Regions from separate parts of the Mus musculus genome. Here region 2 is linked to region 1. The links are chromatin loops, found by intact Hi-C in ENCODE. Cell type or tissue: gastrocnemius. All regions are shown on one strand. Links, peaks and the distances in the headings refer to the core of each region. The heading gives the core; the rest is flanking DNA.

Evidence for each region. Hi-C counts contacts between places; a loop is a spot of excess contacts. Peaks named below come from ENCODE experiments on the same cell type or tissue, not always from the same donor. Only the 100,000 strongest peaks of a DNase experiment are listed, where the experiment ranks them.
Region 2: it touches region 1 in a loop (9-fold over the local background); 18 of 42 quality-filtered maps call a loop at or near these places.

Annotation. Positions count from the first base shown.
Region 1 is chr15:101,240,334-101,246,385 of GRCm38, reverse strand. No RefSeq gene overlaps it. Among named protein-coding and RNA genes, the nearest start is that of A330009N23Rik, 18 kb to the right of the region's middle. In gastrocnemius, for the core only: a CTCF peak has its summit at 3,459; a DNase peak (open chromatin) is centred at 3,520; H3K4me3 peaks cover 2,010 bases; H3K27ac peaks cover 4,656 bases.
Region 2 is chr15:101,300,295-101,306,346 of GRCm38, reverse strand. No RefSeq gene overlaps it. Among named protein-coding and RNA genes, the nearest start is that of Gm41403, 4.7 kb to the right of the region's middle. In gastrocnemius, for the core only: no CTCF peak of the experiment used is centred there; no DNase peak of the experiment used is centred there; H3K27ac peaks cover 4,241 bases.

The DNA of each region.
Region 1 (6,052 bases), core at 405-5,404:
CAACGCTTCCTTTGGCGCTGGTGCATGCAAATAGACGTCATTGCCCGGGTGGGGGTGGCCTGGCCCAGGCAGGAGGTGGGTGGGGGTGTGTGGAAACTCGTAGCGCGGCTGGCTTGGAGACTTGGCATCCAAATCTGTTCCAGACAGTCCCGAGGGGCACGGAGTGCGATTAAAGGTGAATGTCCTCAATTCTTAGGCCCTTTTCCGTTAGACCCACACAAGCAATGGTGCAAAAATGAAGTTAATTGCTGGGCGTGGTAGCCCAGGCCTGTAATCTCAGCATTTGGGAGTTGGCCAGCCTGAGCTACAAGAAGCCCTGCCCCGAATAAAAGCAAAACAGAAGGGCTGCAGAAATGGTTCGGCTGTCCAGAGCTCCAGCTGCTCTAAGAGGACCCAGATTTGGGTCCTCACGACCGTCATTAACTCCAGTCTAGGGGTTCCAACGCCCTCTTCTAACCTCAGTGGGTACCCGGCATGCACGGGGTGCACATACATACACAGAGGCAAAAATTTACAGACATAAAATAAGTAGATGTTTAAGGTTTGGATTTGTTTGTTTGGGGTTTGTTTGTTTGTTTGTTTTTTAAAGTATAACAAAAAATAAGACCACTTGGAGGTAGGAGGGGAGAAAGAAAAAAAAAAAAAAAGATAGAGAGGTTGCTGAACCATGCTTCCCAGATGGCTCAGGTCAAACCCCAGGAGAAGGTGCCAGGGAGAACCAAGCTACCCAGGAGGTAGTCAGAGCTCAGGGAGCTTTTGGTGTCTTGACCAGGCTTCTCCAGAAATAAATGTCATTTTCAGGGGTGGGTTCTAATGTTTCAGGAAAACAAGACAAAACTACATCTGCACTGGACTTATCTAGGTTTTGTTCTTGTCACTATTGCCTAAATAATTCAGCGTTATAATAACACACATAACATTCACCACACTAAACACTATCCCTAGTGCAGAGCTTTACAGTGTAGAGCAGAGCCAGGTATGGTGTCTTGTATTTATAATCCCAGCACTCAAGAGGCTAGGATTAAGAGAATCTTGAATTTGAGGCCAGCCTGAGCTATAAAGTAAGACTTTTTCTTTTTTTTTTTAATTTTTTTGAGGCAGGGTTTCTCTGTGTAGCCCTGGCTGTCCTGGAACTCACTTTGTAGACCAGGCTGGCCTCGAACTCAGAAATCCACCTACCTCTGCATCCCGAGTGCTGGGATTAAAGGCGTGTGTCACCACCACCGGCAAAGTAAGACTATCTTAAAACTTAAATAAGTAATTATAGTGAATAATATGTGCAACTTATATGTGAAGATTATAAGCGTTCTGCACAAAGAACTTGAATTCCTTGGATGCTGGCATTCTGGGGAGTCCTGGAGTATCCAAGATGCATAAGAAAGATCACTCAGTGGAGTATAGAGGTGTAGAGACGTATCTCAGGAAAGTGGGGAGCAGAGATGCCCATAATCTGCTTTATGCAAAGGAGGCCCAGAGAAGTCCAGCTTACATGTCAATGTGAGTCTGAAGGACCGGGAACTCCATGTGGAATGAATGCCCCATTCAAGATGAAAGTGAGCTCAGTTCCCTGTATGCTTTTGCTATGCCTGGGCTCTCTATGGATCCATGTACATTTAACTGGAGGTTGTAATTTAGAGAGGGATACAACAGTGTCCCGCTAATGAAACAGTGTTTTGCTTTTGTTTTTGAAACAGAATATCGCTATGTAGCCCTGGCTGTCTTGGAACTCACTCTGTAGACCAGACTAGCCTCAAATTCACAGAGATCTGCCTCCCTCTGCCTCCTGGGTGCTAGGATTAAAGGTGTGCACTACCATGTCCAGCATGAAGCAGTTTTTAAACAGAGGGGAGAGATTCCAAACAGAAGAAATGGTACATGGGAAAGTCAGATCTGGGCCAGAGCATGGCTCCTTAAAGCAGCAGACTAAAATACGTGGCTAGAGAGGGGTGTGGTGGAGGACCTGCCAGAGAGGAGACCCTGCTGCATCCATCGTGCAGGGCCTTGGGCCAGGCTCTGTGCTTAAGCTTTCCTTAGCTTTGTCTCTTCTTTCACCGGCCCTGTAAGGTAAGCACTGCTTTGGTATTTAGGAAACTGTGACCCCAAGAAGCTGTCACATGCTGAGAAGAAACAAGACAGAGTTCCCATCTGGGGCCCTGTGGCCTCACAGGCACACTGTGGCTGCTGTTGCCTCCCAGAGAGGAAGCTGAAGTGGTTTCTTCTGACTTCCACATCTTACTACAGAGTTGGGGCCAAAAAATAAATAAATAATTGTAATTTTGCGTAATGGATTTCAACATGTTATAAAAACAAAACCTTGGGCTGGAGAGATGGCTCAGTGGTTAAGAGTGCTGACTGTTCTTCCAGAGGTCCTGAGTTCAATTCCCAGCAGCCACATGGTGGCTCACAACCACCAGTAATGAGATATGATGCCCTCTTCTGGTGTGTCTGAAGACAGTGACAGTGTAGTCATAGATATAAAATAAAATCTTTTAAAAAGAATCAAAAAAGCAAGAGCTCTGGCTGGCTGGAGGGATGGCTCAGTCATAAGAGCTGGCTACTAGTTTCAAATCCTAGCCTCTGCATACGTTGCATGCCCACACATTCAAACTGTCTTGGAGTTTCTCTTGCTGTGATAAAACACTGATGAGGACGCCATGAAGAAGTTCTGCTTACTGGCTGCTCCTCATGGCTTGCTCTGCATGCTTTTTTATAACACCCAGGACCACCAGCCCAAGGATAATATTACCCACAAAACCCTGGCCTCCCACATCAATCCCTAATTAAGAAGACAGAGACAGACCACAAGCATATAGACCAATCTGGTGGGGGCATTTTCTCAGTTGAGGTTCCTCCTTCCAAAATGATGCTAGCCTGTGTCAAATTGACATTAAAAACTACCCACCACCTCAGGCAAACACACACACACACACACACACACACACACACACACACACAAATTAAAACTTGAAAGAAAGCCCCAATGGTGGTGGGACATGCCTTTAATCCCCGGCACGCAGGAGGCAGAAATAGGCAGATCTTTGTGAGTTTGAGGTCAACCTGGTCAACAGAGTTCCAGGACAGCCAGGGTAACACAGAGAAACCCTGTCTTGAAGAACAAAACATATAAACACATTGGTATGCAAGGCTCAGCACACATACACACATACACAGATGGAATACATACATATATATGTGTGTGTGTGTGTGTGTGTGTGTGTGTGTGTGTATCCACACACATATATCACACAATATATTTTGTATATTATATATTAATTATATTTTATATATCATACAAAATAAGCACCAATTATATATTTTATTTATTTATTTATTTATTTATTTATTTGTTTGTTTGTTTGTTTGTTTATTGAGGAAACAGGAAACAAGGGAAAAGAGCCTCTAGCTCCCGCTAGAACCTTAGGTGTGCTGGGGTAGAAACGATTCATGCCTCTGGCCATCAGGGGCCGCTCTGGAGGCTGTGGGAGGACTGACCTGCTGGCACAGGTGATTAACTGGATCTTGTATGCTGTCCCCGGTTGCCAAGAAACGGGTGTTCCTACTGCTCTCAGCCACCGAGCCAGCTCTGGTTACTGCTGACAGGCCCCACAGAGGAGAGTCAGGCAGGCAGAGGGTGCCAGAGGAGACTAAGTCCTTCCCTGTGCAGGCAGCGTGGTGGTTCCCCTTAGAGAACCTGGGTTACCTTTGGGGCCCCTGTCCTCTGGGCCTTGAGCTGTACTCGGAAAATCCAGGACCCATAAACTGCCGAGGAAGGTGCAGAGTACTGCGCGGGAGTGAGAGGGTGCGGGAGGTGGGAGAGGGCCCTGCAGGCTCCCCTGTTCCCCAGCCTTTATTCATTTATTTTCTGTGGCTTTGGGAATGGAACCTGGGCCTCTCACATTGTAGGCCAACACTCTACCACTAAGCGTTAGCCACAGTCTTTTTATTTTTCACTTTGAAACAGAGTTTATACAAGATCTGGAGACCAGTATAGAACTCACCCTGTAGCCCAGGCAAGTCTTGAATTTCCAATCCCCCTGCCTCAGCTCCACGAGTAACTGGGATTACAAGCGTGCATCCCCAGGCTTGACAGATATTAAGAGATACAGAAATGGGTGGTCATACTCATCAAAATCATGATTATCATGATGCCCAAACACAGAGCCGCGTTAAGACTTTTCCTGTAGACCAGGCAGGGCCACTTCCCAGGAAGGGCTGGGGAACCTGAGCTATGGCAGGCACTCAGGTCACTTCAGGAGCAGCTGGCCGTCAGCTGATCGTCCTAAGGACCATTCATCATGCCCCCAAGTCCATTCTGCTGAGCCATGGTTATTTCCGAGTGTGGACAGAGCGCAGGTTGTATAACAGGCTAGAAGCTAGGAGATGGTTTGAGGGAAGCTTGTGGCAGGGTTGGGGTTGTTCTCACCTTCTCCAGTCAGAGTAGCACCTCAGAGCGGAGGAGGAGGAGCCCCGAGGCTTGGAAGGGAAAAAGGGAATCCATCACTGAGGAGAGCGACACAGCCTGTCAGCCTGCTTCCTCCTTCTGGATCCAGAAGATAGGCCATCCTCCCTTCCCACGCATTAATCCCTCTCCCCCAAGCTCTGCCTTTGCTCGAATCTGCCCTGTTCCTGGGCGGGGGTGGGGGGTGGGGTGGGGGAACCCTGTGCCAGTTCCCACTGCTCTCCATTCTCCAGTGGGTAGTCTGGACTCAAATACACCTTCATGGTGTGTTTCCAGTGGCTTTACTATAAGGAAATGCAAGAATATCTTCTTTGAGGTGTGGTCGTGACTTCAGAGACCATGACAGGGGACAAATCGCTGTGGTTTGAATGCCAGCCCCGTTCGCATGAGCCGGTCTACAAACCAACTACTTCATGCCTCACCTTCTCCCCTGAGTCACGAGGATCTGAGCAGTTTGTATGCATGAGGCACTTAAACAGCTCCTGGCCCAAGGTCAGCCCTGTGTAAGTGTTGGCTATAATTAGACAATATTTTCGGATCACTTTCCTCGGCCTTGGCTCCTAATAAGCACTTGGTGAAAGGCACTTGTTATTTTTATCTTCCTTCTCCCTCGCTAACTTAATCCCTTCCACAAACCCACCTTCAGTTAGCCTCCCAGCAGTGAAAGTGTGTGTATGTTACATTTCTCTAACGTTTACACTTACAAAACACTTCTGTTCCGACCTCGCGGCAAACCCGGGAGCTAGCAGCGCACTCAAATGATCGCTGTCATGTTGCAGAGCCAGGAACAGGGTGTGATCTGTCTAGTGGCATCAGCTGCTAAGGGGTGTGTCCAAGCCACCAAGCAGGGTATTCTGACCTCAGGCACCGGGTGCTTGCTTCTGGATGATATGGCCCGGGGCATGCCAGCTCCAGGCTGCCAGGACAGATTCGCTAGGGGAGGGAGGAGAGCCCCTACTGGTTCCAGAACTGAGAGCACTCCCAGAGTGGGAAGAGCCTATGTTCTTTATAATTATCCCCCATAGCACCTAGAAGCTTACCAGGAGCTGTGTGGCAGTGCCCTCCACTGGCCATAAGTGGTACTGTCGGCTTTTAGAGGACGGAAAGGTAGCTCTATCTACACATAGTTATAGAAAATACCCAAGGCCTAGGAGTGCCAAGTCCTCTGTTAGGAATCACAGAGGTCAAACGAAACTCTCAAAAAGCCTTGGGCATGGGGCAACTAATTGAGAAAGAGACCCAACATTGACCTCTGGTTTCCACATATTCACACACACACACACACACACACACATACACACACACACACACACACACACACACACACACACACAGGTATATCCACAGGCATGTACACACATGAACTTAGACATATACAATGCACTGGGCATGGTGACACATATCTGTAATCCTGGTGCTCAAGAGATATGAGGATCTGTGTAAGTTCAAGTCTAGCCTGCTCTACCTATCGATTTCCAGGCCGGCCAGAGTTACATAATGAGACCTTTTCAGAACAGAACAGAACAAAATAAAAACAAAAGCAAAACAAATTGAAGTCACCTTGTGCTATCTATTGAATTCCAGGTGAGTCTG
Region 2 (6,052 bases), core at 496-5,495, 60 kb before region 1:
TTGCACAAGGGCAGTTGGGGTGGGAACAACATTCTCAAAGGCCAACAGGACATAGAGGGTTCGAGGGGGGGGGGATGAAAATTCAGGAGGAGCAGATATCCAGGAAAGCCACAACTCAGGGACTGCAGGAAGATCTGAAGATTTTAAACTCTGGGGATGAGTAGCTTCGCTGGGTCCAGGGGCAGGTTACACAGGAAATGGCCTGACACGGTGCCTCTTTTAATAACACCTTGATGGGGGCTGGAGAGGTGCATCAGCGGTTAAGTGCACTTGCTGTCTTACAGAGGCCTGGGTTCAGTTCTCAGCACCCACATCAGGCAGCCCACAACCATCCATCTAACTATAGTTCCAAGGGCTCTTGACCCCTCTTCTGGCTCCCACCGGCACTGCATGCACATGGTATGCATAAGTACATGCAAAGCATTCATATATGTAAGATATAAATATATAGTTGAACAGAAGTGGATCCTCATAGTCAGTTATTGGATGGATCATAGGGCTCCCAGTGGAGGAGCTAGAGAAAGTACCCAAGGAGCTACAGGGATCTGCAACCCTATAGGTGGAACAACACTATGAACTAACCAGTACCCCAGAGCTCTTGACTCTAGCTGCATATGTATCAAAAGATGGCCTAGTCGGCCATCACTAGAAAGAGAGGCCCATTGGACAAGCAAACTTTATATGCCCCAGTACAGGGGAATGCCAGGGCCAAAAAAATGGGAATGGGTGGGTAGGGAAGTGGGGGGGGGGAGGGTATGGGGGACTTTTGGGATAGCATTGGAAATGTAATTGAGGAAAATACATAATAAAACACATATTAAAAATTAAAAAAAAGAAAAGAAAAAATATATAGTTGAAAAAAAGGTAAAATAAAAGGCACCACAACATCTGCACTGACTGGTTCTGTGTGTTAACCTGACACATCTGGAGTTATCACAGAGAAAGGAGCCTCCCTTGAGGAAATGCCTCCATGAAATCCAGCTGTGGGGCATTTTCTCAATTAGTGATAAAGGGGGGAGAACCCATTGTAAGTGGTGCCATCCCTGGGCTGGTGTCCTGGGTTCTATAAGCAAGCAAGCTGAGCAAGGCAGGTGAGGCAAGCTAGTAAGGAACATCCCTCCATGGCCTCTGCATCAGCTCCTGCTTCCTGGCCTGCTTGAGTTTCAGTCCAGATTCCCTTTGGTGATGCACAGCAATGTGGAAGTGTAACCTGAATAAATCCTTTCTGTTGCAGGATTTTCCCTGTCCAATTACATTAGGGCAGCAGGAGGCCTGTGATTGGACAGGGAAGGAGCTAAGAGTGGCAGAGACAGAGAGCGAAGAGACACAGAGCATAGCAGAGAGAGAAAAAGGAAGATGGCGGCAGACATGAACCAGGGTGGCTTTACCAACCACAAGTATTTGTGACATCATAAAGTTAGAATAATTGGGATAAAGCTTTTATCATTATCAATTGGTTCTGAAATTACTGTATTGGCATCTTGTAAATTGAGACTTTATTGATACATAAATCTGATTGGTTAATTATACGCTTTAAGGGTTTTGGTTCTACCAGGTAAATGGGTGTTGTGTTGGCTGACCCTGGGGTGGACGGCCGCCTGCATGGGATCCACCAAGGGACTTGGGAGCTCCAGTACAGAGAGACGGCCAAGTTGAGATCACCCAGCTGGAGCTCTATGGCCTGCTGGTGCCAGCTCTAGCATGGGAACTTTTTGTTTGTTGAGACAGGGTCTCTCTGTGTAGCCCTGGCTGTCCTGGAACTCACTCTGTAGACCAGGCTGGCCTCAAACTCAGAAATCTGCCTGCCTCTGCCTCCCAAGTGCTGGGATTGAAGGCATGCACCACCACTACCCAGAGCACGGGAACTTTTAAAAATACTTCCCGCAACACCTTTCCTCCCTACTTGCTTCGTGGTCGTGAGTTTGTGCAGGAATAGAAACCCTGACTGAGACAACATCAGTAGAGTGATGAACCCAGAAGCCCCAGTGGACTTGTGGGCTGGGTAAGAGGCAAGGCCAGTGATATAGGAGACAGAACAAAACTCTATCAGGTGGAAAGGACCTCAGAGGAAGGACCTCTGAGGAGATGCCTGAGGGAGGAAGGCCAAGGACAGAAACTGAAGCATAAGAAGGCAGTGCTCCTGGGCAGCCAGAGCGTGCAAGGACAGAGTTTGGGGTGGAGTGTACTCAGAAGCAAGCACCTTCCTGCCTGCCCCAACCCATGTCCTCTCCTGCCCCTCTTGTTCAGTAAATCTCTGCCACACTGGCCTCTTTCCTACTCCTCAGACATGACAGATTCATTCCTAGCGTGGACCTTTTCACCCTCTCTCTCTCTGATGGGAACATCACGTCCTGGCTAGGTCTCCCCACGGGTCAGGTCTCAGCTAAAATGTCACCTCCCACAGAGGCTTTCCCTGACCACCTTCACTGATGCCACCCCTATCATGGTACAGTCACCATCTATAAATACCTCCTGTCTCTTTTTATAGGTCCATGTGATGTCCCCTTACCAAAACTTAGGATTCTTAAGGCAGGGAGCTCTACTCTCTAATACTAGGGCTCCCCAAGCAGCCATTCCAAAAGGCTCTGCAAGGCAGGTTTCAGGGTTCAGATGAAGCTGGACTGACTCCATCATAGTGAGAGCCAATCCAGTGCCAGGAGAGGGAGCACAAGAAGGGATCTGCTAGGAGGAGGGCAGGACAGAACCCAGAGGCACTGGGCGGGAAGCTCCTAGTGACAGGAAGAGATGCAGGCCAATCACAGAGAGGGAAAGGCAGGTGGGAAGCAAACAAGGTATCAGACACCCAGACAATGCATGAGACAAGTGCCCAACCACAGTTGTGAACATCCTCCCACCCCCTCAGTGTCACTCTGGTGGTTTGAATGAGGATAGCTCCCACAGGCTCATATGTTGAATACTTGGTCCCTAGTTGGTGGAACTGTTTGGGAAGGATTAGGTGTGGCCTAGTTGGAAGAGGTGTTATTTGGGCGTGTTCCTTGAGATTGCAAAGGCTTATGCCATTCCAGCTGGCGCTCTCCCTCTCCCTCTCCCTCTCCCTCTCCCTCTCCCTCTCCCTCTCCCTCTCCCTCTCCCTCTCCCTCTCCCTCTCCCTCTCCCTCTCCCTCTCCTCCTTCTCCCTCTCTCTCCTCCCCCTCCCCTTCCCCTCCCCCTCCCCCTCCCCCTCCCTCCCTCTCTCCCTCTCTCTCTCTCTCTCTCTCTCTCTCTCTCTCTCTCTCTCTCTCTCTCTCTCTCTCCCTCTCTCTGCCTCATGGTTGTGGATCACATGTAAGCTCTCAGCTACTGCTCCAGTGTCGTGCCTGCTTGTCTGCCACCATGCTCCCCACCATGATGGTCATGGACTCACCCTCTGAAACTAAGAATCCCCTAGTTAAATACCTTCTTTTATAAGTTGCCTTGGTCAAAGTATCTCTTCACCGTAATAGGAAAGTAACTAAAACAGTCCCCAAGTGTCTACTGATGCCCTGTCCTTTTTGGTTGGTTGGTTGATCGGTTTCGAGTTTTTGAGACAGGGTTTCTCTCTGTAGCCCTGGCTTTTCTGGACTTGCTTTGTAGACAAGGCTGGCCTTGAACTTACAGAGGTCCACCTGCCTCTGCCTCCTGAGTGCTGGGATGAAAGGAGTGTGCTACCATGCCGGCTTCACCCTGTTTGCTGAAAAGGGGAAGAACTTAGGTAACATGGAAAGAAGCAGACACATGGGACTCCCAGTGTTATCCTAAAGCCCATGGTCTCTAGTCTCCTCAGAAATGTTAGTAGAGGACAAGTAGATGCCATGAGGAGTATGGGTAAGGCCAGAAGAGCAGCCAACATAAGGACTGAGAAGTGACCAATGGAGGAGAGGATAAGGCCAGGCTGGAAACGTCCTAGAACCAGTTGGAAGCCCAGAGAATGGGGGTGGGGAGTGGGGTCCAATCTGAGAGGCTTGGCTGCAGGAGAGTAACTAGAGCAGGCAGTGGGGGTGCAGAAAGGCTATTTTAAGGCAGAAGAAACCTGAGTGTTGGGACAGTAGAGCCAATGAGGAGCAACGGAAGACACAGGATGAAGGAGGATGTCAGGAGCACAAGGTCTGAGACAGGGAGGCTCGAAGGGCAAGGTGAGGGGGAAGAACCTTCTGGAAGAGTGGAGCAGAGCTGAGGGTTCAGGTACCTGGTAACCAGTCTTAGCAATGCCAGTCAGCAGAGGTGTGCTATTATTTGAGGCTACCCAGCTCCAAGTCAAAGGGTAGACTACTACCACAGTCACCTGGAGATGGAGTTTGTCTGGACTGTGTCTGTGGGAGGAATGGCATTAGGATAGGGACAAGAGTGACGGAGGCTATGGATCACTACATCTAAACTGGTAGGGACTAAAGGACAGGGCAGAAGTAGAGGTCATAGGTCAGGAGGCCTTCATGGAAGTGGTTGGATGATGGGCCAGTGGAATGACTCGGTGGGCAAACACACTTGCCACCAAGTCTGACGACCTGAGTTCAGTCCCTGGGACCTACAGGTGGAAGGAGAGAACCAATTCCTATAAGTGGTCTTCTGACTTCCTTAAGTGTGCCACAGGGTATATACACAGGGTATATACACACACATGCACACACTAAATAAATAATAAAATGCTTACATGAGCACCTGAACAGACGGGTGACCATGGGCTCCCCGTGAGGGACGGGTTCTGCATGGGGACATATCTGTCAGACAGAAGAGGGGCAGGCACAGAGCATGATCCACAGCTCAGCCATCCCACAGGGCCCATGAACCACAGCTGCATTGGGCCCCCATAGCATGGGAGGAATGTTCCAGGGTTGGTTTGGCCTAGGGGAGACAGGTGCATGGCAGAGATTCACACAACACAGAGTGATGTCCTATGTCCCACAGGGGCTGGGTAAATAGCTCAGTGGGTAAAGTGCTTTGCTGTATATGCATGAAGACCAGAGATCACATCTCCAGAGTCCACATGCAAAGGTACCTTCCACCAAGACTGTGACCTGAGTTCCACACCCAAGATTGACATGGTGGAAAGAGTGAACGGACTCCTCAGAGTCATCCTCTGACAGCCACACATAAGCTATGGCATGCACACACACACACATGCACACATGTGCACACACATGTACACAACACACATATATGCATGCACACATGTGCACACACATGTACACAACACACATATATGCATGCACACATGTGCACACACATGTACACAATACACATATATGCATGCACACATGTGCACACACATGTACACAACACACATATATGCATGCACACATGTGCACACAACACACATATATGTATGTGCCCACAATACACATGCACAAACAGGTGCACACACAATAAATAAAAAGTAAGTTGTAATTTTTAAAAGTTTTTGAGCATGATGACATATGCCTTTAATCATAACAGTAGAGAGGCAAAGGCAGATGGATCTCTGTGAGTTCAAGGTCAACCAGGTATCCATAGCAAGTTCTAGACCAGCCAGAGATATCTGGAATGATCCTGTTTAAAATGATGATGATGATGATGATGATGATGATGATGATGATGATAAAGTATAGCAAAGTTCTGGTGGAGGGGACTCAGAAACAGCCAGTTCCCCAGGGCTCCATGGTAACCAGTACAGACAAAATGAAAAGATCTAAGTTTAGTGGAAGACTACCACAAAAAATAAGTTAGAGATTGATAGAGGAAGATTCCCAAAGTTGACTTGTGGTCTACAGACCTGCACACACCTATGTGCACTCACGTGGCCTACACATCTGTACACACACATGTGCACTCATGGCCTATACCCCTGCACACATATGGGTGCACTCACACGTGAGAAGGAAGTCTTATACAAAGTAAGCTGACATGTATGGTGAAAGTGCCTTTGATTCCAGCCCTGGGGAGATGGCAGAGTTTGAGCCAGCCTGGTCTATAAAGCAAATTCCGAGTCAGCCAGGCTACAAAGTGAGATATCTAAAAAACACTAAACCACCATTACATGTGCAGGCTCCTTTGTTTGCGGCCGTGAGATAAGAGCTCAGATAGGCGGGAGCCTTCTGTA